2 separate regions of the Homo sapiens genome follow, and region 1 is linked to region 2. A link is a loop called in an ENCODE intact Hi-C map of the cell type or tissue named here. Cell type or tissue: CD4-positive, alpha-beta T cell. All regions are shown on one strand. Links, peaks and the distances in the headings refer to the core of each region. The heading gives the core; the rest is flanking DNA.

Region 1 (15,297 bases), core at 2,138-10,137, 80 kb before region 2:
GTGTTAAGAGCAACCAGAGAGAAAGGTCGAGTTACACACAAAGGGAAGCCCATCAGACTATCAGCAGATCTATTGGCCGAAACCCTACAAGCAAGAAGACAGTGGAAGCCAACATTCAACATTCTTAAAGAAAATAATTTTCAAACCAGAATTTCATATCCAGCCAAACTAAGCTTCATAAGTGAAGAAGAAATAAAATCCTTTACAGAGAAGCAAATGCTGAGAGATTTTGTCACCACCAGGCCTGCCCTACAAGAGATCCTGAAGGAAGTACTAAACACAGAAAGGAACAACCGGTACCAGCCACTCCAAAACATGCCAAATTGTAAAGACCATTGATGCTAGGAAGAAACTGCATCAATTAACAGGCAAAATAACCAGCGAACATCATAATGACACAATCAAATTCACACATAACAATATTAACCTTAAATGTAAATGGGCTAAAAGTTCCAATTAAAAGACACAGACTAGCAAATTGGATAAAGAGTCAAGACCCATCAGTGTGATGTATTCAGGAGACCCATCTCAACTGCAAAGGCACACATAGGCTCAAAATAAAGGGATGGAGGAAGATCTACCAAGCAAATGGAAAGCAAAAAATAAAGCAAGGGTTGCAATCCTAGTCTCTGATAAAACAGACGTTAAACCAACAAAGATCAACAGAGACAAAGAAGGACATTACATAATGGTAAAGAAATCAATTCAACAGGAAGAGCTAACTATCCTAAATATATATGCACCCAATACAGGAGCACCCAGATTCATAAAGCAAGTCCTTAGAGACCTACAAGGAGACGTAGACTCCCACACAATAATAACGGGAAACTTTAACACCCCACTGTCAACATTAGAAAGATAAACAAGACAGAAGGTTAACAAGGATATCCAGGACCTGAACTCAGCTCTGCAACAAGCAGACCTAATAGACATCTACAGAACTCTCCACCCCAAATCAACAGAATATACATTCTTCTCAGCACCATATCACACTTACTGTAAAATTAACCACATAATTGGAAGTAAAGTACTCCTCAGCAAATGTAAAAGAACAGAAATCACAACAAACAGTCTCCCAGACCACAGTGCAATCAAATTAGAACTCAGGATTAATAAACTCAGTCAAAACTGCACAACTACATGGAAACTGAACAACTTGCTCCTGATAACTACTGGGTAAATAATGAAATGAAGGCAGAAATAAAGGTGTTCTTTGAAACCGAAGAGAATGAAGACACAACATACCAGAATTTCTTGGACACATTTAAAGCAGTGTGTAGAGGGAAATTTATAGCACTAAAGGGCCACAAGAGAAAGCAGAAAAGATCTAAAATTGACACCCTAACATCAAAATTAAAAGAACTAGAGAATCAAGAGCAAACATATTCAAAAGCTAGCAGAAGGCAAGAAATAACTAAAAGCAGAGCAGAACTGAAAGAGATAGAGACACAAAAATCTCTTCAAAAAATCAATGAATCCAGGAGCTGGTTTTTTGAAAAGATCAACAAAATTGGTAGACCGCTAGCAAGACTAATAAAAAAGAAAAGAGAGAAGAATCAAACAGATGCAATAAAAAATGATAAAGGGAATATCACCACCGATGCCACAGAAATACAAACTACCTTCAGAGAATACTATAAACACCTCTATGCAAATAAACTAGAAAATCTAGAAGAAATGGATAAATTCCTCGACACGTACACCCTATCAAGACTAAACCAGGAAGAAGTTGAATCCCTGAATAGACAAATAACAGGCTCTGAAATTGAGGCAATAATTAATAGCCTACCAACAAAAAAAAGCATGCACAATTCTACCAAGGTACAAACAGGAGCTGGTAGCTTTCCTTCTGAAACTAGTCCAATCAATAGAAAAAGAGGGAATCTTCCCTAACTCATTTTATGAGGCCAGCATCATCCTGAGACCAAAGACTGGCAGAGACACAACAAAAAAAGAGAATTTTAGACCAGTATCCCTGATGAACATCTATGCGAAAAACCTCAATAAAATACTGGCAAACCAAATCCAGCAGCACATCAAAAACTTATCCACCATGATCAAGTCGGCTTCATCCCTGGCATGCAATACTGGTTCAACATACCCAAATCAATAAACGTAAATCATCAGAAAACAGAACCAATGACAAAAACCACATGATTATCTCAGTAAATGCAGAAAAGACCTTCAACAAAATTCAACAGCCCTTCATGCTAAAAACTATCAATAAACTAGGTTTTGATGGAACGTATCTTAAAATAATAAGAGCTATTTATGACAAACCTACAGCCAATATCATACTGAATGGGCAAAAACTGGAAGGATTCCCTTTGAAAACTGGCACAAGACAATGATGCCCTCTCTCACCACTCCTATTGAACATAGTATTGGAAGTTCTCGCCAGGTCAATCAGGCAAGAGAAAGAAATAAAGGGTATTCAATTAGGAAAAGAGGAAGTCAAATTGTCTCTGTTTGCAGATGACATGATTGTATATTTAGAAAACCCCATCGTCTCAGCCCAAAATCTCCTTAATTGAAGCTGATAAGCAGCTTCAGCAAAGTGTCAGGATAGAAAATCAATGTGCAAAAATCACAAGCATTCCTATACACAATTAACCAACAAACAGAGAGTCAAATAATCAGTGAACTCCCATTCACGTTAGCTACAAAGAGAATAAAATACCTGGGAATTCAACTTACAAGAAATGTGAAGGACCTCTTCAAGGAGAACTACAAACCACTGCTCAACGAAATAAAAGAGGACACAAACAAATGGAAGAACATTCCATGCTCATGGATAGGAAGAATCAATATTGTGAAAATGGATATACTGCTCAAAGTAATTTATGGATTCAATGCCATCCCCATCAAGCTACCAATGACTTTCTTTACAGAATTGGAAAAAACTACTTTAAAGTTCATATGGATCCAAAAAAGAGCCTGCATTGCCAAGTCAATCCTAAGCCAAAAGAACAAAGCTGGAGGCATCACACTAGCTGACTTCAACCTACACTAAAAGGTTACAGTAACCAAAACAGGATGATACTTGTACCAAAATAGAGATATAGACCAATGGAACAGAGCAGAGCCCTCAGAAATAATACCACACATCTACAACCATCGGATCTTTTACAAACTTGACAAAAACAAGAAATTGGGAAAGGATTCCCTATTTAATAAATGGTGCTGGGAAAACTGGCTAGCCATATGTAGAAAGCTGAAACTGGATCCCTTCCTTACACCTTATACAAAAATTAATTCAAGATGGATTAAAGACTTAAATGTTAGACCTAAAACCATAAAAACCCTAGAAGAAAACCTAGGCAATACCATTCAGGACATAGGCATGGGCAAGGACTTCATGTCTAAAACACCAAAAGCAAGAGCAACAAAAGACAAAATTGACAAATGGGATCTAATTAAACTAAAGAGCTTCTGCACAGCAAAAGAAACTACCATCAGAGTGAACAGGCAACATACAGAAATGAGAGAAAATTTTTGCAATCTACCCATCTGACAAAAGGCTAATATCCAGAATCTACAAAGAACTCAAACAAATTTACAAGAAAAAAAACAAACAACCCCATCAAAAAGTGAGCAAAGGAAATGAACAGACACTTCTCTAAAGAAGACATCTATGCAGCCAACAGACATGAGAAAATACTCATCATCACTGGTCATCAGAGAAATGCAAATCAAAACCACAATGAGATACCATCTCACGCCAGTTAGAATAGCAATCATTAAAAAGTCAGGAAGCAACAGATGCTGGAGAGGATGTGGAGAAATAGGAATGCTTTTACACTGCTGGTGGGAGTGTAAATTTGTTCAACCATTGTGGAAGACAGTGTGGTGATTCCTCAAGGATTTAGAACTAGAATTACCATTTGACCCAGCAATCCCATTACTGCGTATATACCCAAAGGATTATAAGTCATGCTACTATAAAGACACATGCAAACATATGTTTATTGCAGCACTATTCACAATAGCAAAGACTTGGAACCAACCCAAATGTCCATCAATGATAGACTGAATTAAGAAAATGTGGCACATATACACCATGGAATACTATGCAGCCATAGAAAAGGATGGGTTCATGTCCTTTGCAGGGACATGGATGAAGCTGGGAACCATCATTCTGAGCAAACTATCGCAAGGACAGAAAACGAAACACCACATGTTCTCACTCATAGGTGGGAATTGAATCATGAGATCACTTGGACACAGGGTGGGGAACATCACACACTGAGGCCTGTCGTGGGGTGGGTGGCTGGGGGAGGAACAGCATTAGGAGAAATACCTAATGTAAATGACGAGTTGATGGGTGCAGCGAACCAACATGGCAACTATATACCTATGTATCAAACCTGCACGTTGTGCACATGTACCCTAGAACTTAAGGTACAAAAAAAAGAAAAAATAAGAATATTGTTAAAATATCAATACTACTGAAAGCAATCTATAGATTCAATTTAATCATTATCAAAATACCAATTACATTTTTCACAAATTTAGAAAAAGTAATTCTAAAATTCTTACAGTATCACAAAAGATGTCAAATCGCTATAGCAATCTTGAGCATAAAGTACGAAGTTGGCTCGGGCATGTCTAAAATGTCATCTGGAAGCTAGGGCCTGGAACAGTGCCCCACAACTCTGAGAAGTGCCCTATGCTGCTTTGGCTTAGCTGGCATTTAAGATGCAAGACAAACTTCTCACCACTCTTTTCTCTCCTCCCTACAACTGGAAGAATGGGGTCTCTTTTGGACCCATGCTTTGCAGCCTAGTTTCAGGGGATGGGTGATGCCAGCACTCTGTTAGTTGCCCCAGCTGGTGTCTCAGTAGGTTGCATGCCCCACTAGTCTACTCTCTCTGGGCCTAGTCCAGTACTAGTACTCATCTAAGAGTTGCAGGCCTTGTGGCCTAGACTGCCTTTCTCCTATGTTACATAAATAACCTGTTAATCTGCATAATAGATTATGTAAATAGCCTATTAACCTATTAATCTATGAATGAGCTGGGAATCCAGCATCTAGTTCAAACACTAAATTTCCTTGCAGGCAGAGGGTATGAAGTGTCCAAGTGTCCAAGTGTCCAAGTCACAACTACTAAGACAAGAGGTTAAATACCCAGAGGGTATGAAGTGTCCAACTATCCAAGTCACAACTACTAAGACAAGAGGTCCAATGCCTGGGGATAATCCTGACCTGTGGAGATCCTAAATTCTCCCCAGAATGAATATAGGTCATCCTTAAAATACCTACCCCAACCACCCAAAAGCTACTTCAGGCCTTTCTGGGAATCACAGGATATTGCAGACTTTGGATACCGGGGTATGATAGAATTGTTAAGTCCTTAATCAGACTTAAAAAAAATGACTAATAGAAACTCGCTTTTCTGGGGAAAATATCAGGAGCAAGCTTTTAGGCAGCTAAAAACTGCCCTCTCACAAGTTCTAGCCCTTGGACCACCCATACTAACCAAACCATTTCAGCTTTTTGTTACTGAAAGACAAGTTGTAGCCTTAGGAGTCCTAATTCAAACCATAGGGCTAATCAAATCTCCAGTAGGTACCTTTTCAACGAACCTAGACCCAGTTGCATGAGGGTGACCACACTGCCTCAAGATAGTGAGTGCAGCAGGGCTCCTATACTAGGAGGCCCTCAAAATCACCATGGGACAGTTAATCCAGATCCTGCCATCACACCATACAGGCCCCTTATTGAACATAAAAGGGCCACAATGGTTCACTGACAACAAACTGTTGAAGTACCAGGGCCTGTTACTAGAAAACCCACAGGTAACAGTTTAGCGGTACTCCATCCTCAACTCAGCCAACCTTACTTCCACTACCAGGAAACAATAACCTGGCACATTTATGCTGTGAAATACTTAACCAAATTTATGCCAGCTTGGAGGACTTAGAGGATCAGCTTCTGGACAATCCAAACAAAATATGATTTTCAGATGGGAGTAGTTTTATCTGGAATAGAGCTAGACATGCAGGGTACTTTATAGTGTCCCTTTCCCAAGTCATAGAGATAAAAGCTCTGTCCCGTGGGGACCTCAGCACAACTAGTGGAACTCATCACGTTGACAAGGGCAGTACAGATCCCAAATCTTAGATCTACTAGATGCTGTTCACTTGACCCAGGAGGTGGCAGTAGTACCCTGTGAGAGACACCAGAGGGGCTCCAATGAAACTGCACAAGAAAATAGGATGACCAACCCCAAACTAAAGAGGCAGCTGTCTCAAAGGATACTTACCTGGGGCCTTACTCCCATTGCTCCCCACTGAATTATCCCCTCTCCAATACACTCAGGAAGAAATAAATTGAACCACCCAACGTAGGTATCAAAAAGAAACCAATAAATGGTACAAACTTGGGGAACTTCTCCATCTACCAAGGGCCTCCCAAGGGTAGAAGGTCATCACGAGTTCACACAACTCCTGCCACGTTGAAAAGGACAATCTACGGCAAATATGTAAATTAATGTTTAGTAGTGTATTATTCCATTCTTGCATTGCTGTGAAGAAATGCCTGAGACTGGGTAATTTATAAAGAAAAGAGGTTTAATTGTCTCATACTTCTACAGGCTGTACAAAAAGGCTAGCTACCTTTCACAAGAACACCACCAAGAGGATGATGCTAAACAATTCATGAAGGATCCACCCCCATAATTCAACAACCTCCCACCAGGCCTCATCTGCAACAATTTGACATGATATTTGGTTAAGACACAGATCCAAACTATATCAAGTAGATAGGAAGAGAATAAACAAAACTATTCAACATGTTTGTCAACCTTTCAACTTGTGCATCATAAGTAATCCCCAAAGAGGGAAGCCCCCAAGTCCAACCCAAAGGACAGGTACATACCCTGGGGAGGACTGGCAGTTGCACTATACTCAGCTCACCACATGCTGCGGGCATAAGTACTTCTTGGTCTGTGTAGACACCTTCACAGGATGGGTACAGGCCTATCCCACAAGGACTGAAAAGACACAAGAGGCAGCTAATTCCTCCTAAGGGAACTCATTCCCCAATTCAGGCTTCCTAGGTCACCGCAAATAGACGATGGTCCATCCTTAATTTCCCAAACGAATCAGCAGGTCAGTTCTGCCTAGGCATAAAAGGGTACCTTCACTTTGCCTGGAGACCACCATCTTCAGGGAACCTGAAAAGAACTAGCTAAACCCTCAAACACATCCTCAATAAACTCTGTCAGGAAACAGTACAGACATGGGTGGACCTCTTACCTTTAGTTCTCCTTCAGATTTGTGTTGCCTCTCAGACCCCTTTGCAATTAAGCCCCTTCAAGGCCTTATATGTTAGGCCATTCCTGTATTCTGACTTACTGCTAGATGAAGAAACTGCTAAAATCAACCAGTATGTCTCTTTTCTAGCAGACCTCCATCAAGCCCTCCAGGAATATGGGTTAAAAACAAACACAAAATTAGAAGAGAAAAAATCTCCACCTCTATATCCTCCAAACTCACTGGTTCTCCTCAAAGCTTGGAAGAATAGAACCCCAAATTCCCAACTAACTCCAGTCAAAGAGAGACCCTTTACTGTTGCATTTTCTATTTCTACCCTCACGGCCATTAAAGTAACAGAGATTAGCAGCTGGATACACTACACCTGAGTGAAGTATTGGAAAGGCCCTTAAACACTGGAACTGAATCCAACGACTTCAACTCCAGAATACATTGTGAACAATTGAAGGATCTGAAATTCCTCTTTAGATGGAAAGATAACCAATGCCTCCGCAGATCCTTTCACCTCAAAGTAATATAATTCCAATATTAGGAATACTGTTTGCAATAGCATCACTTATTCACCTTATTTTAACCCTAACCTGTATGCCCCCCCAAAGTCCCAAGAGAAACTACTTTGTTGCTAATTTTTCTTCACCTTAACTTACTTTCGGGCAATTCCCTTTACAACTTGATTTGTTACTAATTTCTCTTTTTCACAATCTCATTATGGCACCATGGGCCCACTCCTGCTAATTCTCATTTTCACCTCTTTACTAGCAGCACAGTACCATCTTGATTTTTCTTAATTGGAAAAAGCACTACAGTTGCTTCAAAGCACAGAATTTCCTTACTCCAACAACTGCTGGTTATGCACTAGCTCTTCTTCTAAAACACCAGAGATAACTTATCCTGTGTCGCCCAGAGATTGGATGAGAATAGAGGCAGAACTACACATTTTGTATCAATGGCATCGTAATCTAAAAGGAATAATCAGGTCTTCAAATAGGCTTCTTACAAAAGTAAAGCAAGATTTCCCTGATACCTGTGAGAAGTCTCCCATTTTTGAGCCCCTCTTTACTAATATCACCTTAGTGGGGACAGCCCCTATTTGTGTCATAATCAAAAAGGAAAATGGAATGGATGTAAGTGCTCTTCCCAGTACAGTCTATAATGTCACTATCACCATAGACTCTAGCCAACAGATCTACCAAACATACCCCCACAGCCAGGTCCAACATCAACCAGTATTTCCCAAACCTCCAAGTATTACCTTTCCTCAAGGGACACTGCAAGATAAATCCACTCAGTTTTGTCGAGAATGCCCAAACACATGCAGTACTCAAAATTTCTGGTTCCATCCTACTGATTACACCCATGTATGCAAATTGCCAATCTCAGTGCTACAGAAGAAAGGGTTCTATTGGAACAAACTCAAAATTCTCTTTTTTGGGAGAATAGAAACAAGGGAGCTAATCAGAGCCACACCTCATGCACCCAAATCTTGGCGGTCATGACCATATCCACCATCAATCTGAGCAAGTCAGCAACCTCAGGATTTTCTATACCTACTTTTACCCCCTTATTTGGTTTTGACATCTCTATTTGTCTTAAAACCTGAGAAGTCTTTCATATTGTTGGTCATTCAGTTCACCAATGCCTCCCCACTGAATGAACTGGAACTTATACTATATGCTATGTATCCCTGGACATCTTCATAGCTCCTGGAAATCACTCCCTTCCAATACCAATCCATGGGCATTCCATCTTGCCCAGGTTGAGGAGGGCTATCCAATTAATTCCACTTCTTGTGGGACTCGACATCAGAGCCAGTACAGGAGCAGAAATTGCTGGAGTCACACATGCCTCCTAAACCTATAGCCAACTCTCAACAGAAATAGCCAACAGTATTGATGCCATGGCTAAAACCTTAGCAGCCATGCAAGAAAAAATTGACTCTTTCACAGCCATGGTCCTCTAGAAATGCCAAGAGCCATATATGTTAATGGTAGCACAGGGAAGAATTTGTTTAACCTTAGATGAAAAATGTTGTTTCTGGGTAAATCAATTAGGAAAAATGCAAGACAGCATCAGACAACTCAAAAATCAAGCCTCCCATTTATGAGAACAATTTATGAGAAATTAAGAAGGAACCTGAAATGGTTTTTCTGGACTTTTCCCTTTTTAGGCCATCTTTTCATTCTATTACTTTTGCTCCTTTTTGGTCCATATCTTCTCAATCTAATAACCCAATTTTTCTCCTCTTGCATTCAAGCTGTCAAGCTCCAGAAGATCATCAGTGAAGGATAAGTAAAGGATACTGTCCTCTCAATACTCACGAGTCAGCCTTCTATAGGGGACCACTGGATTGCCCATCAGCGGAATATGACAGAGGCAAAACCCTACCTGTGTTCATTGAACCTGGTTGGGCACCACTGTTGCTGGCCTATGGAGCCACCCTTCCCTGACAACTAGCAAGAGTCTGAGACCCATGGGCCAAACACTGCCCCTCTGTCAGCAAGAAGCAGTTACAGAAGACTGACCTTCACCCATTATCCCAAAGAATTGGGTCTCAGACTTTTGAAGGCAGAATGTTAGAGTAGGTAGTTATACAGATATGAGCAGAGTGGGAGAGGGCCCTGCCAAAATGGCAGGCACTCACTGGCTGATAACCGGGTGATTATACAACTTCTTCTTCTAGGATAATAAGTGAGGGCCCTAGAAATGTAGGCACTCATTAGATGATGGTTAGGCAATCATAAAACTGTTTCTCTGAAATGATAAGTGGCCACGACTGGCACTAAGCGGTAGAGAAGTTCCCAAAGGATAGGAGATATCTGGAGCCAGCAAACCACAATTCCTTGATAAGGTCTTAAATATGCACAGTAGGGGGCAAAATGACCAAGTTTGACTGGTATATGGCCTTCCTCTGGGGGCACTCGATCAGTAAAAGAAATGCCCCAAGTGAGCATGGGCACAACCTCAGTAAACACACTGCACATGTGGCCCCTCGAAAGTGATGACAGGTCACTGTTCATGAATCAAAGAAATATCCCAGCCCAAGGGAGGGATAAATCAAGGGAATAGAAAAGAAAACCTGGAACCAATACAGGATATAAAAATCCCAAGCCACAGACTGAGCATGGCACTTGATCTCTCAAGTTCCTCTCTTGGCCATCTTCCAAATGTACTTTGCTTCTTTTAACAAAACTCTGCCTCTGCTTTAAAATTTGCCTCCATCTCTCAGTTGAACTCTTTTTTCTAAGAAGACAAGGGCTGGAATTGCTGTGGAAATGCCACCAGTTGCAGACCCATCGCTGGTAACACACCCAACACTGAAGCACCCAGATATGTGAAAATCGAGCAAGATATAATTAGAGCTAAAGAGAAATATAGAGTCCAATACAATAATACAATAATAGTTAGAGACTTCAATGCCTCACTTTCAGCACTGGACAGATCTTTCAGACAAAAAAATGTACAAAGAAATATCAGACTTCATTTGAACTATAGAACAAATGGATCTAATGATTTACAGATATTTCATGCAATGGCTACAAAATACACATTCTTTGCCTCAACACATTAATCATTCTCAAGGATAGACCATATGTTAGGTTATAAAACAAGTCTTAAAACATTTTAAAAAAGTGAAATAATATTAAGCATATTCTCTGACCACAACGGAATAAAACTAGAAATTAATAAGAAGAGCAACTTTGAAAACTATGAAAATACATAAAAATTAAACAATATGCTCCTGAATTACCAGGGCATCAATGAGGGAATTTAGAAAAAAAAATGAAAAAATTATTAAAGGAAATGATAATGGAAATAAAACATACCAAAATCTATGGGATACAGCAAAAGTTGTATTAAGATGAAAATTTATAGCTATAAGTGGCAACATCAAAAAAAGAAAAACTTCAAAGTAGCAATTTAGTGATACATCTTAAAGAACTAGAAAAGCAAGAGCAAACAAAATATGAAGTTAGTAGAAGAAAAGAAATAATAAATATCAGAGCAGAAATAAATAAAATTAAATGAAAAAATACAAAACATCAATGAAACAAAAAGTTTGTTTTTTTAAAAAGCTAAACAAAATTGAAAAATCTTTAGCCAGATTAACAAAGAAAAAAAGAAAGAAGATCCAAGTAAATAAAATCAGACATGAAAAAGGAGACATTACAGCAGATACTGCAGAAATTCAAAAATCACTAGTGGCTACTATGAACCAATCATTAGTGGCTACTATAAGCCAATAAATTTGAAAACCTAGAAGAAATTGACAAATTTCTAGACACATACAACATACCTAGATTGAACAAGAAAGAAATCCAAAACCTGAAAAGACCAACAACAAGTAACAAGATCGAAGCCATAATAATAAGTTTTTGAGTAAAGAGAAGCCCAGGACCAAATGACTTAACTGCTGAATTCTACCAAACATTTAAAGAACTAATACCAATTGTACTCAAACCATTCCAAGAAATAGAGGAGAGAATACTTCCAAACTCATTCTATAAGCCAATGTTATCCTGATACAAAAACCAAAGACACATGGAATAAAGGAAATTACAGGCCAATATCACTGATGAATATTGATGCAAAAATCTTCAACAAAATATGAGCAAGTGGAATTCAAAATACGTTAGTTAGATTATCACTGGGAAGAGGGATTTATTCTCAGGATGTCAGAACGGTTCAACATATGCAAATCAATGTAATACATCATATCAAATGAAGGATAAAACCATATGATCATTTTAATTGATGCTGAAAAACCATTTGATAAAATCAAATGCCCTTTTATAATAAAAACCCTAAAAAAACTTGGTATAGAAGGAATATACTTCAACGTAATAAAAGGCATATATGACAGACCCACAGTTAGTGTTATCCTGAATGGGGAAAAACTGAAAGCCTTTCCTCTAAGATCTGGAACACAAGGATGCCCACTTGCACCACTGTTATTCAAAATAGTATTGAAAGTTCAAGCTGCAAAATCAGACAAGAGAATGAAATGAAAGGTATCCAAATTGAAAGGAAAGGAGTCATATTTTCCTTATTTGCAAAAGATATAATCTTATATTTGAAAAAACCTAAAGACTCAACAAAAAACTATTAGGACTGATAATTTCAGTTAAGTTAGAGGATACAAAACTAATTTACAAAAATCAGTAGCATTTCTATAGTCCAACAGTGAACAATCTGAAACACAAATTTAAAAACTACACAATAGAATACTATGCATCCATAAAGACGATGGCAATCCTGTTATTTGCGACAATGTGGATGAACTGGAGGGCATTATCTTAAATCAAATAAGCCAAATACAGAAAGAAAAATACTACATGATCTTATTCATATGTGGAATCTTAAAAAGTTGAGAGTAGAATGGTGGTTACCAAAGGCAGGGGTATTTAGCAGGGAGTGGGAATTTGAGAGATGGTGGCCAAAGAATGCGTAGCTATAGTTACATAAAAGAAATAAGTTCAAGAGATCTACTGTGCAACGTGGTCACTATAGTGGTGATGATATATTGTATTTTTAAAAAACACACAAGAATTGAATGTTAAGGGATCTCACCACAAAAATTTTGACTATGTGAGGTGATGCATTTGTCGATTGCCTGGATTTAACCATTTTACAGTATATGTATATACTTAAATGTCATGCTGCACATAATAAATACATACAAATTAATCTGTCAATTTAAATAAATGCATAAAAATGTTGAGAACCTTAAATAATAATAAGCCTTCTCATATATTGAGACAAGATTCTGGAAGAGAGTAAGGGGAAAACAGATATAACTAGGGAGTTTAACTTTGAATTGACCAGTGAAACAATAAGGAACACTTCTGAGAAAAGGCTGAGAAGCCATTATTCACAGTTACTCTCCCCACTTTATCTTCCCCAGAGGAAAACTGGGACTCTAAAATAAAATGTGGCCACTTTGCCGAAAATGAAAAGTTATATTTTCTTTGTACAACTGGGTGCTCGTAGGAGTTAATCTGGGGACCTTAACCAGAATCTATATAAAGTGTCTATCTAAAACATGAGCGGATGATAACTGTGCTAAGTTAGCACAAAGGGAAAAATATGTATGACAGCACCCAGGATAAGCAGCAAAAGCAATACTGTTAATTAGAACATTTTCTTAAACAATAAATTTCTGAAAGGTTAAACCTTAAATTCCTCAGTAGAAAGCATTTGTATTTTTACATAACTCAACTTAAAGTACCCATATCAGCCATGGGCTAAAAACTTAATAAAATCAACTTCAGTTCAATAAATCAATTTTAGTGTTTTCTCAGTCATTTCTCGTTTAAAACAACTCAGGATTTTCTTCCTTCTTCCCTGAGCTCCAACGAAGCTCTGAATTCACTTATATAGAGTCAAAGAGTCAGATTTTGATCAGTGTCCTGCTACAACACTGGTTGGTATTTGCTATTATATTTGTATTCCTATTGCTTTGGTTATTGTGACAGATTATTAGGAGCCCAAACCTGCATATATTAGCATCCTGTGAGGTGTAATCATGTTCTTATTAGACACTCACAAAGACATTCTATTTAGCATCCTCTACTAGGGCTTCACCCAATCCCAAACACAAGAACCCTGCTAACCTGTTAGCCAACACCTCATGTTTTACTTTTTAGATAAACAGCAGGCCTTTTCTGAAACATGAGAAAGTGTATTGCACTCCATGCAACAAATCATGGTGGGCAGGAATCTGTGAAGCTAAGCTCAATAAAGATTCCTCTCACAGTTATTACTAGAGGAAATGGGACTTCTTGTTCAAACTTCTTTTTAGTCCTTAGCTTAAGAAAAGGAGACCACTAGAGAGTAAAGCACTAGAAAACAAATCACTCCCATCTTATTTTCTTCAAAACTTATGACATTTCTGCCATATAAGATGAGAGTTTCAAATTTTGATGATAGTGTGGGATGGCAGAACCCTTCAATTGGGAAAGAGCCATTCTCAGGGATTATATGCATATGTAATTATTCCATCATTCCATCAGCTTTATATTCACCTCCAAGCTTATGTATACCCTTACCTCCAAACCCTAATATAAGGGAGTTATATTAATTGGAAACTACAATCAATTCAATCCCCTTACTCATTATTGCTCTATTTGGGTTTTCTTTTTCTTCATGATTCAGTCTTGGTAGGCTGTATGTTTCTAGGAATTTACACATTTCTTCTAGATTATTCAATTTGTTGATGTAAAATTATTCACAATATTCTCTTATGATTCTTTGTATTGCTGTGGGATCCACTGTAATGTCTCCTCTTTCTTTTCTGATTTTATTTGAATCTTCTCTCATTTTTTCTTAGTCTAGCTAAATGTTTGTTGATTTTGTTTGTCTTTTCAAAAAACAAACTCTTAATTTTGTTCATCTTTTATATTTTCTCCAGCCTCTAATTTATTTCTGCTCTGTTCTTTTTTAAAATATGGAACACTTCAAAAATTTGCATGTCATGCTTGCACAGGGCTCATGCTAACGTTCTCTTTATCGTTTCTATTTTAGTATATGTGCTGCTGAAGTGAGCACTCTGCTGTATTCTTTATTTCCTTCCTTCTACTAACTTTGACAGTAGTTTTTTCTTCTGTTTCTAGTTCCTTCACATGTAATGTTAGCTGGTTTATTTAAGCTATCTTTTAATGTAGAAATTTATTGCTATAAATTCTCTTAGAACACCTTTTGCAGCCTTTTGAAAGTTTTGGTATATGGCCCTTTAAGTTTTCTTTGTCTCAGGATATATATATATACATATATATCCTGAGACAGAGTCTCGCTCTGTCACCCAGGCTGGAGTGCAGTGGCGCGATCTCTGCTCACTGCAAGCTCCGCCTCCCAGGTTCACGCCATTCTCCCGCTTCAGCCTCCCGAGTAGCTGGGACTACAGGCGCCTGCCACCACGCCCGGCTAATTTTTTGTATTTTTAGTAGAGACGGGGTTTCACCGTGTTAGCCAGGATGGTCTCGATCTCCTGACCTTGTAATCTGCCCGCCTCGGCCTTCCCAA
Region 2 (15,297 bases), core at 3,261-11,260:
CAAAACTGCACAATTACATGGAAACTGAACAACCTGCTATTGAATGCCTACTGGGAAAATAACGAAAAGAAGGCAGAAATAAAGATGTTCTATGAAACCAATGAGAAAAAAGACACAACATACCAGAATCCCTGGGACACAGCCAAAACAGTATTTAGAGGGAAATTTATAGCACTAAATGCCCACAAGAAAAAGCAGGATATATCTAAAATCGACACCCTAACATCACAATTAAAAGAACTAGAGAAGCAAGAGAAACAAATTCAAAAGTTAACTAAAGATAAGAAATAACTAAGATCAGAGCAGAACTGAAGGTGACAGAGACACAAAAACCCCTTCAAAAAATCAATGAATCCAGGAGCTGTTTTTTGAAAAGATCAAAAAAATAGATAGACTGCTAGCCAGGCTAATAAAGAAGAAAAGAGAATCAAATAGACACAATGAAAAATGATAAAGGGGATATCACCACTGATCCCACAGAAATACAAACTACCATCAGAGAATACTAAAAAGACCTCTATGCAAATAAACTAGAAAACTTAGAAGAAATGGATAAGTTCCTGGACCCATACACCCTCCCAAGTCTAAACCAGGAAGAAGTCGAATCCCTGAATAGACCAATAACAAGGTCTGAAATTGAGGCAGTAATTAATAGCCTACCAACCAAAAAAAAAGTCAAGGACCAGACGGATTCACAGCCAGATTCTACAAGAGGTACAAGGAAGAGCTGGTACCATTCCTTCTGAAACTATTCCAATCAATAGAAAAAGAGGGACTCCTCCCTAACTCATTTTATGAGGCCAACATCATCCTGATACCAAAGCCTGGCAGAGACACAACAAAAAAAAGATAATTTTAGGCCAATATTCCTGAAGAACATCAATAGGAAAATCCTCAATAAAATACTGGCACACCGAATACAGCAGCACATCAAAAAGCTTATCCACCACGATCAAGTCAGCTTCATCCTGTGGTTGCAAGGCTGGTTCAACATATGCAAATCAATAAACATAATCCATCACATAAACAGAACCAATGACAAAAAACACATGATTATCTCATTAGATGCAGAAAAGGCCTTCCATAAAATTCAACACCCCTTCATGCTAAAAACTCTCAATAAACTAGGTATTGATGGAACGTATCTCAAAATAATGAGCTATTTATGATAATCCGACAGCCAATATCATACTGAATGGGCAAAAGCTGGAAGCATCCCCTTTGGAAATCGGCACAAGACCAGGATGCCCTCTCTCACCATTCCTATTCAATGTAGTATTGGAAGTTCTGGTCAGGGCAATCAGCCAAGAGAAAGAAATAAAACGTTTTCAAATAGGAAGAGAGGAAGTCAAATTGTCTCTGTTTGCAGATGACATGATTGTATATTTAGAAAACCCCATCGTCTCAGCCCAAAATCTCCTTAAGCTGATAAGCAACTTCAGCAAAGTCTCAGGATATAAAATCAATGTGCAAAAATCACCAATAAACCAAAAATAGACAAACAGAGCCAAATCATGAGTGAACTCCCATTCATAATTGCTACAAAGAGAATAAAATACCTAGGAATACAACTTACAAGGGATGTGAAGGACCTCTTCAAGGAAAACTACAAACCACTGCTCTAGGAAATAAGAGAGGACACAAACAGATGGAAAAACATTCCATGCTCATGGAGAGAAAAAAATCAATATAGTGAAAATGGCCATACTGCCCAAAGTAATTTATAGATATAATGCTATCCCCATCAAGCTACCATTGACTTTCTTCACAGAATCCCCGTCTCTACTAAAAATACAAAAAATTAGCTGGGCATGGTGGCACGCACCTGTAGTCCCAGCTACTTGGGAGGCTGAGGCAGGAGAATCACTTGAACCCAGGAGGCCAAGGTTGCAGTGAGCCAAGATTGTGCCACTACACTCCAGCCTGGGAGTCAGAGTAAGACTCCATCTCCAAAAAAAAAAAAAAGGGGGTAGCTACTCTGTCTGGTTTTCCCTTTTTTTTTTTTTTTTTTTTGCTAGCTTTCAGGTAACATTCTGGCTACCAAAAGAAAAGCAAATACTGAAGCATGTCCAGTCTCTTGCTCTTCTAATATGAACTGGGCTGCATTCACTAGTTTGACAGGTTCAGGTTGCTGCTATTTATCAAATATTTTGTCATATATAGCAAAGAAATCAGGGAGTTATAGTCACTCAGAGATTAAGAGTCAATTCTTATGTAAGGACTTCTAATCCCAACACCAGGTATAACTTAACAAGTTTAGAGAACTTCACTACAGGAAACAGTGAGAAGCAGTAAGAAACAGGAGTAAATTATCTTATATAAGACATGGTGATGAGATTACATATTTGAAAAAAATTTCAAGTGTCAAATACCTTTTTAAAGTCAGTCACAGATATAGATAATAAGAACCAAAAGAAATTTATTTACAAATTTCTTACTTGACCAGTAGTGTCAGCCAAGAAACAGTATACCAGGAAAAATCAACTAACACCCCACTAACAGTCTTTAGACCAGTTCATACAAGGGAATGACCAGAGCAGCTCCTGACTGTTAGACTAGAAAGATGTCCTTCTGCGTATCCTTCAATTGTACAAGAATTTACATTTAACCAAAGGGGTCTGTGCAAGTAGCACCGTGGTACTTGTAGTCTCAATTGAGTCATAGCTTCTAGAGTGCTGTTCCCTGTATACCTTACATAGCTTTTTCACCACTTTTGTTGATTTCTTTGTCAGCTTCTTTCCCTTTTTCTCCTCCTTTGTCAGTTTTGTCTTCTCTGTTGATTCCTTCCTCTTTTTCTTCTCCACTATCAGCTCCTTTCTCTCCTCCATTCTTGGTGTTCTCTTCTTCTCCACTGTCAGCTCTTTTTTCTCCTCCATTGTTGACTCCTTTCTCTCCTTCTTTGTCCTGAACACTGATATAAACAGCTTTGTTATAGCCTTCCCGGTTCCGAGCAATTTCAATGGCAAAGAATTGTATCCTGGGGGCTGAAAAGTGAACAGAATTGATTATCATCCTACTCTCAGCTTATTCCCTAAATCTCTTTTTTTTGAGACAGGGTCTCACTCTGATGACCAGGGCTGGACTGCAGTGGCACAATCACAGCTTACTGCAGCCTCAATTTCCCTGGTTCAAGCAATCCTCCTGCCTCAATCTCCTGAATAGCTGGAACTACAAACACTCACCACTATACCTGGCTAATTTTTTAAACATTTTTGTAGAGATGGGGTCTCCCTATGTTGCCCAGGCTGGTCTCAAAATCCTCAGCTCAAGTGATCCTCCCATGTCAGCCTCCCAAAGTGCTGGTATTACAAGGCATGAGACACTGTGCCTGGCCTGTTCCCTAAATATGCTGGAAATCTACTGACAAAATTGAAATAACATGCAAACCATTCCAGTATAGTCATAAACTTCAGAGATCTTTAATTCCAATCTCATATTAATGAGATTGAAAATACTTAACTATCTTCAAGTTACATAAAAATAGCAACAAGATCTTTAAAGATGAAACAAGATAAGGTGACCTAACTATACACATCACTGATTCATCAGTAAAGCCAGACTGTTCAGTCTCCTTACACAGAAACAATTCCAGAGGGAAGAAACTCACCAAAGATGGTGTTTTCCTCAGTGTAGCCCTGAGAACAATCTAGTCGCAGCAAAGTACCATAGTTGAAGTCTTCAACAATCCCATTAAACTTCAAGCAGAATGGCCTCCACTTCTATAAAGGCAAAAACGATGCTTTAGCTGACAAATGCAAGAGGCTGACGTACTAAGGCCAGGAGAGGGACTTCCATTTTCCCAGTAAGGAAAATAATCATAGTGAGACTGGGATTGAGGTGATTGTTGGTTTCACAGTGAAACTAGCAATGCGTTTCTGTGCTACCTATTGTGTCTTTAGACTGCCATTTCCCAAGATGAACAATATTTTACTCTGAAAAATATATAAATCCTTTACTGCAGAATTAAAATATTATTTCTTAAGTCAATTGTTTTGTTTTGAAGTTATTGGTCAGTTCAGCCCAAAATGGTCATCTATCCCCACTAAAACACAAATGATTTTAATAAAGAAGTCCATTCAGTAGTGACAGTTTTCCAAAGACAAAGATCACTAACTGCCTGCTAGGAGTTAAAAGTGTAGTTTCTTGGCTGGGTGTGGTGGCTCACGCCTGCAATCCCAGCACTTTGAAAGACCGAGGCGGGCGGATCGCTTGAGCTCAGGAGTTTAAGACCAGCCTGGTCAACATGGTGAAACCCTGTCTCTACCAAAAATACAAAATATTAGCTGGGCATGGTAGCATGCACCTGCAGTCCCACCTACTAGGGAGGCTGAAGCAGGAGGACTGTTTGAGCTTGAGAGGCGGAGGTTGCAGTGAGCTGAGATGGCACCACCGCACTCCAGCCTGGGCAACAGAGTGAGACCCTGTATCAAAAAAAAAAAACCAAAAAACAAAAAACAAAACAAAACAAACAAACAAACAAAAACTTTAGATTCTTCATTAGCCAAGGGTTTACTCTCAAGGAAAACATTTTTTTCCTAACTGTAAATGTGTTAGTTTCCTATCAAAGTATAGGATAATCACATAAGCAATGAAAAACAAAAGTTTTCCAGTTACCCATGGCCTGTAATCACATGAACTTAAATCCAGAGAATCAAAACACCTTCCTATACCCTATTTGCCACTCCCCATCCAAGCCTTCTGGCTATACTACCTAAATAAACTGATCCATCCTCCTCTGAAAGGGCTGATGGGTGGAGATTTAAAATGTCCAAGACAAAAAGGAGAAAAAAATAGACTCAACAACATGAAAAGTCCATAAACTGGAAAAACATTCATTTCCTAACTTAGTTGATTACAACTAGAAAAGAAGTTCTGGTTCTTTACATATTTTTCTCAAACAAAAAAAGAGCTTAAATGTAAAAAAACATTCGCAATCAAAAATTGTTGGTTAAATGCTAAGTAATATTTAAGAAAGAGAATTTTTACCTCTTTGGCTGATTCTGACTTGAGTTCTTCTGGGTCCAACACATCTATCCTAAGGGTCTCAAAATTTTTCCGGAACTCAGAGTAAATTTGGTCATCTACTTTGGTGAGTTTCAGGAACTGTGGGTCAACTGATGAAATCAGCTGCGAAACAGTAAGACAACATACAGATGCTAGTCTGTAATTTACTATACTTCTATCTTCCCCATCCCCACCAGAAAACCTTTATGGTTCTCAGGGCAGAAGATCTCTTCAGGAAGTGTCGACAGTCTACATCCTAGATGAAATCATGACACAGTTTAAGGCCATAATATATTATTACAATCCCTTCCACCAATTTGGCAGTTGGCTTACTTAACCACAGTACTGCCTGGCTATTGCCCTCCGTGGATTGTTCATTCATTCAACAAACATTTATTAAGTGCCTACTATGTATGGGCCAGACGCCCTTTTGTCAGTTAGCATTATAACGCTGGGCAAAGCAGCAGAACTCATTGTAGAAACAAATTTGCCTTCGCTCCTCTGTTGTCTGTGGGTAAGAACTTACATTAATAAAAACGATCTCCAAAACACAACTGTTTAACTTGCTGAGAATAGTGATAAGCAGAGCATCATACACTATAATTACATGTTTAATTCTGCTTAATGATGAAGAAAGACAACTCACCTTGTAATAGACTTCAGCATGCTGCATTGCTCTCATGGCCCAAGCCATCTCAATGTCAGGCTGCAAAGGAGTGAAGAATGCCAGGTCATAAATCTCCCCATCCTACTACTGAATAGCAAATTAAGGAAGTATGTGGATGTCTAGTTAATGCTCAAGAGGGCTACCAAACTTGATGTTACTGTCAAATGATAAAAACTGGAGTAATAAATTTGGACAATAATTATTTTGTCTGTATGACAACCAAAAAAAGCTACCTACACAGTATAATGAACACAATGAGCCACCGGCTATCTTTTCCCAGCTGCTAGTGAAAGCTGGGAGACTAAATAAAGCAGGAGATAAATCACCTTCTCAGGATTGAGTTAAATCATTGTAAAACTGAAATAATATACCCATCAATTCCACTGAGTTGTTGGGAGAACAAAGAATCAAAATGAAAATTACTTTTCACTTTTAAGACTGAAGCATGTCATAATCATTTTTGTTTACCAAACAGCCAATTCCCCATACTGTAACACCTAGAAATGAATTAGCACATGAAACAGGTCAAGGTTATAATAAGTCTTACCAAGCACCCCACTGGAGGTTCCACTGGAATCTCCCATTCCAACGAGACCGAGCTATTTCACTGACTCCAGAAAAAGCCATTTGCATTTGTTACCTCCATGCCTTAGACCATGCACTTTTCCCACGTGCCAATCCATGTCCTTTGTCCACCTACACTTTGAGGATACAGGTAAAGCTCCATTTCCTCAGTCAAGTCTTCCACTGCCTTGGCCCCTTAGGGATTTCTCCTTCAGCTAAATTATTTGGATCTTATGGCCTGACCCACTCATTATATGTATCACACTCTTATTTGGGTGTTTTTACTATTCTCACATCCTCTTGTCTTGTTTTGGAAAATACCTCATATACTTTCTCAGTAATTTTCTAAACCAGACACACCATAAGCTGCACAATGGAATCCCTCAGAGACCCTTTAAAAATACTGATTCTTGGCTCTCATTACCCAGACATTCTGATTTAGGTGGTATGAACTGCAATCTAGGCAGCGGGATGTTTAAAAGCTCCCCAGTAATTCTAAAGCGTGGCCAACTTGGGGAACCACTTCCACAGGCGTTAGTCCTGCGTTTGTGGACCAAGATTAAAACGAACTGAACGAAGGTGCAGTTTCTGGTGTAAGTGGAGAGGGTCTGCAGTAGATTATCAGGACGTGAAGTTATAACTTAGTGGCAGGCAGGTCCTGCAGAGATCCCAGGCTAGCTGAGTGGGTGGGAGCTGTGGGTGAGTCATACTCACATCGTTGCCATACGACTCTGCTGGGAGAGAAAGCGCATGTGCCACAGACACCAACTCCCCGGAAACCTAGAAAGGAGGAAAAAGAGTTCAAGGCTCCCCCCAAGGCCGGGCGCGGTGGCTCCCCCCAAGGCCAGTCGCAGTGACTCGTGCCTGTAATCCCAGCACTTTGGGAGGCCGAGGCGGGCGGATCGCCTGAGCCCAGGAGTTTGAGACCAGCCTGGGCAACATGGCGAAACCCCGTCTCTACAAAAAATACAAAAAATGTAGCTGGGCGTGGTGGCACGGGCCTGTAGTCCCAGCTCCTCGGGAGGATGAGGTGGGCGGAAGATCTGAGCGCTGGAGGTCGAGGCTGCAGTAAGCGGTGATCCCACCACTGCACTCCAGCCTGGGCGACTGAGTGACACCTTGTCTCAAAAAAGAAAAAAAAAAGGCTCCACCTGGCTCGACCTCCCCACTCACCCGACCCCAGAACAGCGTCTCACCGGCTCATCAGTTCCACTGGTGGCCGCCATCTTGCAACCCCCGAAAGCGTGGCTCCTTCCGCAGCTGATTGGAAAGCTGAGCCGGATCAGAGTCCTTCTCAACTGGCGGCTCCACCGTGCGCTCTCCCTCCAGCTGAGGAAGTTGCTGGCCCCGCCTTACCCTCCCCGCACAGGCGCAGAGGTGGAGTACTGTTGCGTAGGCTGGACTGCTTGAGAGATCTGAGGTGATTGACTCGTCAGTAATTTTCGGTGGTGATCACGGGAAAAGGTTGTGTTAAAATAGTGCCCCTTTCTTGTCTTCACTGCGCCGTGTGCCCAGCAAAAATTCAAATTTACTCTCCATTCATATGCGCATATACGCACATGCGCATACACATACACACCAGTACCCCAAACCAGGGAGTGATTCACGAAAATGCATGGTGCTAGGGCGCAGAGTGCAGGAATGAAGAATTTAGTCCCTGCCTTGGAACAACTAGATATAGTGAGGGACCGGATACAGTAGTGCTCACAGCATAGCATCGGATGATGTGGGAGCATGAATGGGGGATACCTAAGCTGAATCATGAAGGGGAGCTTAGCCAAGCAGACAGGGAAAGACAGTCCAGGCAGAGGGAATAGCACAAACAAAGCCATTAGTGGCACCTTGCTGGGAATTACAAAAGCAGTATAGCTGAATCCAAAGTGGAGTCATCTATAATCATTTGAGGGAGCACAGGGCCTTTGGTATGCTGAATGTTAAAGAGTAGAGAGTTTACCCTTAGAGCAACAGTAAGCTACTGAAGATTTTTAAGTAGGCCAGCTTCATGGTCAGATTTAACTTTTATGATCACTCTAACACAACATAGAAGATTAATTTGAGGAAGACAAAATTGGAGACAGAGACACCAGTTTGAAGGCAGTGGGTGATGAAAATCTAAACTAAAGCAGTGGCAGTTGAGATGAATTTTGAGAATTAATGGGGCTTAGAATCAATAGAACTTTTTGACTAATTTCATGTAGAGGATAAAGGGGAATTTGGATTCTAGTATGACTCCCAGATTTCAGAATAGGATTTGGGCATAAATATCGTTGAGCAAGGGAACACAGAGGAGAAATGATGAGTTTAATTTGAGAAGTTAAGTTATAAGAGCCTATGGGTCATTCAGATAGAATTGACCAGGCAGAGGGAGATCTGATCAGAGATAAATTTGATAGTTGGTACTTCAGGTTTAGTTGAGCTTTCATAAGAAATCTCTAAAGTACTGTAAAGACATAAAAAGCAGCAGGTCAAGCATTTATGAAGGAAAAAAGGCAGCAAAAAAAAAAAGTTGTCGATTGTCTGTCAAAGAACAAGGCAGAGCCTCACAGAAACCAAAGGATGTAAGAGCTTCTAGAAATAAGTGGTGAGCAGACCCCAGTACTCTCAGTTGAGTATACTAAGCATAAAAATATAGGGAGGTTGACAACCTTAGCAAGAGCAGGTTTAGTGGAATGGTCATTGACAACCTGAACAAGGGCAGAAGTCAGATGGTAGTGGGTTGAAGAGGGAGTGGGAGATAAAGAAGAGATGTTAGTGATCATGGAAAGTTCTTCCAAAACAGGTGCAGCTAGAAAGAAACATGAGGTCTAGGGACTTTAAAAAAAAAATCGGGGTAAAGATCAGATAATATAAAAATTTACCATTTTAATCATTTTTAAGTGTACACTTAGGTAGTGTTAAGTATATTTACATTGTTGTGTGACAGATCTCCAGAACTTTTTCATCTTGCAAAACTGAAACTCTGTATGCATTAAAGAACGATTCTCCACTTTCCTCTCCTTTTGGCCCCTGGTAGCCACCATTCTATTTTCTGTTTCTATGAATTTAACTATGTTAGACACTGCTTATAACTGGAGTTATACAGTATTTTTCTTTTGGGGACTGAATAATGTCCTCAACTTTCATCCACGTTGTAGCATATGACCGGATTTCCTACATTTTTAAAGCTGAATAATATTCCATTAACGCCGGGTGCGGTGACTCATGCCTGTAATACTAACACTTTGGGAGGCTGAAGTAGGCGGATCACTTGAGATCAGGAGTATGAAACCAGCCTGGCTAACACGGTGAAAGCCTGTCTGTACTAAAAATACAAAAAAATTAGCCAGGCATGGTGGCGGGTGCCTGTAATCCCAGCTACTTGGGAGGTTGAGACAGGATAATTGCTTGAACCTGGAAGGCAGAGGTTGCACTGAGCCGAGATCGCGCCACTGCACTCCAGCCTGGGCAACAGAGTGAGATTCTGTCTCAAAAAAAAAAAAAATCCGTTGTATGTAAATACAACATCTTGTTTATCCATTTATTCATCGATAAACACTTGGGTTGCTTTCACCTTCTGGCTATTGTGAATAATGCTGCTATGAACATGAGTGTACAAATATCACTGTGAGAACTTGCTTTCATTTTTTTGGATATTTACCCAGAATTGGGATCACTGGATCATATAATTAATCATATGGTTAATGGGTCTTATTTTTAATGTTTTAGGAAACCCAGGCACTTCAAAAATTATTTTCAGTTTAGAGAAACTTAAGAGTACAGAGTAACTGGCCTTATGCAAAATACCGTCCTGGAGGATGTGCTAGCTCTATCTCCAGAGAAACTTCATGAATGAAGAGAGATAGCAAAAGTAGGAAATTGTGGTGTTCCCTCCAGACACCTTCTGTTTTCTCCATAAAGTGTAAGAGGGCAGCTCAGCACAAGAGGGAATATGTTAAAGTCTTGTCTTTAACAAGTTGCTTGCTCTGAATAGCAACTCAGGGGAGTGGAAGAACCAATCAAACAGGGAGATGGAGGGAAGTTTTTAGGGAACTACTAAAGCTGGAGGACATGGTTTTTCAAAGGCAGCAGTCTCCATGTAATACAGAACTCTGAATGTAAGATAAATCATCCACATGTATGCCGAATGTTAGTAAATGCAGGGGCATTACCAGGAGGTCAGTAGAGTAGCATAGAGGTATAGACTCAAGTTGATGGCCAAATTGGTTCATAATAAATAGACAAGAATAAATCCAAGAGACCCAACTGGTCTTTTACTTGAGGAAGCATTTGAGTAATTTGCTTTATCTAATATTTTGAGGAAATTCATTGCCTTTAAATTTATTTATTTATTTATTTATTTATTTATTTATTTATTTATTTATTTTTGAGACAGTCTCACTTTGTCATCCAGGCTGGAGTGCAGTGGCACGATCTCAGCTCACTGCAACCTCTGCCTCCCAGGTTCAAGTGATTATCCTGCCTCAGCCTCCCGAATAGGTGGGATTACAGGTGCGCACCACCTGTAATAGCTGGGCTATTTTTTTTTTTTATTTTTAGTAGAGACGAGGTTTCACCATGTTGACCAGGCTGGTCTCGAACTCTTGACCTCAAATGATCCACCCACCTCGGCCTCCCAAAGTGCTGGGATAACAAGTGTGAGCCACCACGCCTAGCCTGCCTTTCAATTTAAAAACCCATTAAAATGTGTAATATGTGAATACTTTGTTTTTTAGGGTTATTTTTTATTGTTTTAAATAAGGTAACTAGGCTGGATGTGGTGGCTCAAACCAGTAACCTCGGCAGTTTCGGAGGCTGAGGCAGGCGGTTTGCTTGACTCCAGAAGATTGAGACAAGTCTGGGCAATATGGTGAAACTCCATTTCTACAAAAGAAAAGTTTTAAATTAGCCTGGAGTGTTGGCACATACCTGTAGTCTCAGCTATTAGGGAGGCTGAGGCAGGAGGGTTGCTCGAGGCTGGGAGGCCAAGGCTAGCTACAGTGAGCCACGACCGTGCCACTACACTCTAACCTGGGTGACAGATCAAGATTCTACCTCAAATAAATACATAGATACATATATACATACATAACTATAAAATAAGATAAATACTCACTACTCAACCACTCAGACTTAGATACTTGTAGAGACCAGGAATTGACTCCTCCCAATATTGCAAAAGCCAACTGCTTCTGTATCACAAAACAGCAGGAGATAAAACTGTCACCTGGAGCTTTTCATATTGCCAGGCAAGGAAACCAGCCTAGGCAAAGTTATCAGAATATGTGTTTGCCTTTACCTTATTTCGGATAGACTCAAAATAGTTGGCTGTTAAAACAAAGGAGAGAGGAATCAGTCAAGAACAAAAGGCAGGAAATAAAAAGGGAGGGTTGGTGGACTTTAAGAGCTATATCAGGCCAGGCACAGTGGCTCAGGCTTGTAATCCCAGCACTTTGGGAGGCCGAGGCAGGTGGATCACGAGATCAATAGATTGAGACCATCCTGGCCAACATGGTGAAAGCCCATCTCTACTAATAATAAAAAAAATTAGCCGGGCGTGGTGGCACACACCTGTAGTCCCAGCTACTCAGGAGGCTGTGGCAGGAGAATCGCTTGATCCGGGAAGGTGGAGGTTGCAGTGAGCCAAGATCGCACCACTGCACTCCAGCCTGGTGACAGAGCGAGACTCCGTCTCCAAAAATAAAAATAAAAAATAAAAATAAAAAAAAAAACTACATCAAGAAAAGACCTTTTGGTGTTGAGTAAGAAAACTGGGGATGGAAATCCACTGGTATGATTTCCTCTATTTTTTTGGAAGGACTCCAATGAGTTGTTCTTTAGCTTCCTAGACGGGTAATGGGAATATGCCATCAGTGGAACCAAAAGGCATCACTAATCCTGATTAAAAGGCTAAGGCATCTATAACACAAGGTATCCAAGGAGTGTGGAGAAGGTAAAAATTATAATTGGTAGGAGACAGGGTAGAGGAAGGCAGTGAGTTATCAAACATGAGTTTGTCAGTAGCAAGGTAGTTAGATGAGTACTGCTATTTGCAGTTGGTTAAACCATGTACATACTACCTAAGAAAATGGATTACATGGTCTTGGTGGCTGTCAGACTATATGAGAAAGGCAATTTGAAAAATGTCGAAGCTGGTCATTAAAAGCTGGGAGGACAAATAGGGCTACAGTGAGAAATCATGTAAGTTAGTTTGCTATAAAAATATAAAATCTGGATAATAAAGGTGTTTCTTGTGACAGGTGTGGTTCATGATAATTACAGGAGATGACTCATATCCTCGTATAAGGCTGCTTAATGTGAAAGCAGGATGTTAAAGAGGACATCTCTATTAATCATGTTAACAGGATATGTTCTATGGTCAGGAGAAAGTGCAACGGTGACCTCGGGATGCCTTCCCAGATTAAGTCTTGTCCCAGACACCTTGTAGTAATACAGCTTCAAGATATATAAAGCAAAAATTGAAAAAAGTACAAGCAGAAATAAGCAAAGTCATTAAAAGATATATTTTAACACGTCTCTCAGCAATTGATAGCTCAAACAGCCAATAATTTAATAAGAATTTAGAAGTTTCAAACAACATAATAAAAATACTTGATTTCATGAGTACACAGCCCTAAACCCAACAATTATATACTATGCATTATTTTCAAGCATCCATGAAACAGTTGTAATAATTACATTACAATATGTGGTGAAGTATGTCTCAAAAAGTAACAAAGAGTTAATACCAGGTATGGCTTCTAGCCTAAATTGATGTATGAACTAGGTATAAACTAGCCATACCTGGGATAATGAGCTCAATGAGTTACTGAACATGAATTGAGTAGCAAAATAGGCCATGTAGACACTCTTCAGGGACATGATTCTTATGGTCTGTTTGGCTATTAGACTACAGACAGGAAAGCAAACTTGGTTGGCTTAGAAACCTGTTACCAAAAGCTGGAAGCAAAAAAAAAAAAAAAAAAAAAAACCCTGGGGCTGTAGTCAGAAATATTGTGATAGAGTATTCCATGAGAGGAGAAAACCTGGTTAACAAAATGTAATGGGGAGCAAGTAAAATAAGTTGTTTGTGCCATCTTGCTGAAACTGTTACATGTGAGAATGGTGATCCTGTCCCCGGACTGTTTTGTGGTCAGGAGTAAGTACAATAGTTCTTTGAGATGCCATTCTGGCCAACCTGACACAGTTGTTACAGGAGATGACACAATGTATTGCATCCCTTATGACATGAGGACTCACAAATCCCTGAAGATCTTGTTGTCTTGAGGTGCAGTGGCCATCATGACACGGATGCCATCAATGTCCCTCCCTTTTACATTCACTAGTCTCCATAAACCCCTCTCGGCATTTTGTCATATCCAGAATTTCTTCTCCATCCTTTCTCTTTGTCATTAACAGTAACTTTAGTGCTCCAAAGGGTACTGTAGTAAGATAGTGCTGCCAGGCTGGCCATGAACTACAGGTACTGCTATATTGTAGCTGGTAAACAGATTTGCTTCTCAGGAAGGGAAACTCAAGAAAAACCATCCAGTATCCATAATACCATCTAGTGATAAACTTAGACCTTGAAATCAAGTCCTAATTCTTTTACATACCATTTTAGAACAGGGTCTCATTTAAAAGAATTAAATGAGCACAAAAATACCTAACTGTGGCATTATTCTGAAATCATTCATGTAGTGTGGAACATAATCTAATTAGGAGAGTGGCTCAATTAATGGAAGTTATGCTCTATAGTATAAATGTTTTTGTCCCCTCCAAAACTGACTTTGAAACTTCATCCCCAGAGCAACAGTATTGGGAGTTGTGGCCTTTGGGAGGTGATTGGGGTAGAGCCCTCATGAATGGGATCAGGCAATCTTATAAAAGGGCCTGAAGAGGAAGTTCACCCCTTGTTGCCTTGTCTGTTCCCTTTGCCATGCGACAGACAACACAGAGTTCCTACCCTCAAGAGGATGCAACAACAAAGTATCATTCATAGAAGCAGAGAGGCCAAGCCCTCACCAGCTGGTGCCATGATCCTGGATTTCCAAACCTCCAGAACTGTGATAAATAAACGTCTACTGTCTATAAATTACCTAGTCTGTAGTATTTTGTTAAAGCAGCACAAATGAACTAAGATACTATGATTTTATTTACTGTAATAAGCAGCTGCATGCAGAAACTATGGGCTGCTCCCTCATGCTATCTGCAGCACAACTGAAAAAAAAAAAAAAAAGCCCTGCATGATCCTTGAACACTGTACCAAGGACCATAAGATATTTCAGGCTTCTTGGAGAGCAGAAAGATTTGATGACACATTGAAAGCAGCAATGTCTTATAAATAAATGGAACCTGAAGAATATGAGATGGGCCCAATCAACAGAACTCACAGATAAATTCTACTATCCCTGGGGAAACTGGGAAGCAAAGTTGTCCCTTCAACCTTGTGCATACTTAGGGAGCATGTAGGTTTTGTGCAAGCAGGTTTTGAGGGTACAAAAATTTTATACTTTGAGAAACCGGCAAGAGAGGCCAGTGAGTCAGAGTAGAAAGTATCCTAGAAGGAAGGGCTTCCTTCCTTCCATGGAGATATTTATCTTTCACATCTCACTTACGCTGTCCCTGGTGTTGTAGGAGATTATGTCACAATCAACAGACCAGGCCTCAAAGAGACCTGAGATTGATAAGAGAGGGCTCCCATTATACAGCTGGATGTAATTTCGCCATCCTATCTAAGATGTATTAATATCTTAGTGTAGAGACCATGGTTCATTTTGCAGAGCATTTTAGGGTAGCACAAGAGATGGTATCCACTTTCAGTGTGATACCATCGCTTTACCCTTAGTGGGGCTTGCATTTCATTTAGTTTACATGTTATCTCCTTTGTGTGTTCCTTATTTCTATATATATACTTTAAGTTCTGGGGTACATGTGCAGAACATGAAGGTTTGTTACATAGTTATACGCGTGCCATGGTGGTTTGCTGCACCCATCAACCCATCACATACATTAGGGATTTCTCCTAATGCTCTCTCTCCCCTAGCTCCCTACCCCCCAACAGGCCCCAGTGTGTGATGTTCCCC

What was found. Peaks named below come from ENCODE experiments on the same cell type or tissue, not always from the same donor. Only the 100,000 strongest peaks of a DNase experiment are listed, where the experiment ranks them.
Region 1: it touches region 2 in a loop (3-fold over the local background); 19 of 110 quality-filtered maps call a loop at or near these places.

Annotation. Positions count from the first base shown.
Region 1 is chrX:76,244,494-76,259,790 of GRCh38, reverse strand. It overlaps the pseudogene RNU6-867P and the pseudogene LOC100533728. Among named protein-coding and RNA genes, the nearest start is that of PBDC1, 79 kb to the right of the region's middle. In CD4-positive, alpha-beta T cell, for the core only: a CTCF peak has its summit at 6,115 (motif pointing right); a DNase peak (open chromatin) is centred at 6,160.
Region 2 is chrX:76,165,303-76,180,599 of GRCh38, reverse strand. PBDC1 (polysaccharide biosynthesis domain containing 1) reads right to left here and starts at 7,538. Exons shown (of 6, transcript NM_016500.5): 1 at 7,432-7,538; 2 at 6,950-7,015; 3 at 5,651-5,710; 4 at 4,987-5,127; 5 at 3,608-3,719; 6 at 2,286-2,984. The coding sequence starts at 7,461. The coding sequence ends at 2,692. RefSeq lists enhancers at 7,156-7,455, 6,669-7,526. In CD4-positive, alpha-beta T cell, for the core only: no CTCF peak of the experiment used is centred there; DNase peaks (open chromatin) are centred at 6,969 and 7,559; H3K4me3 peaks cover 2,027 bases; H3K27ac peaks cover 2,386 bases.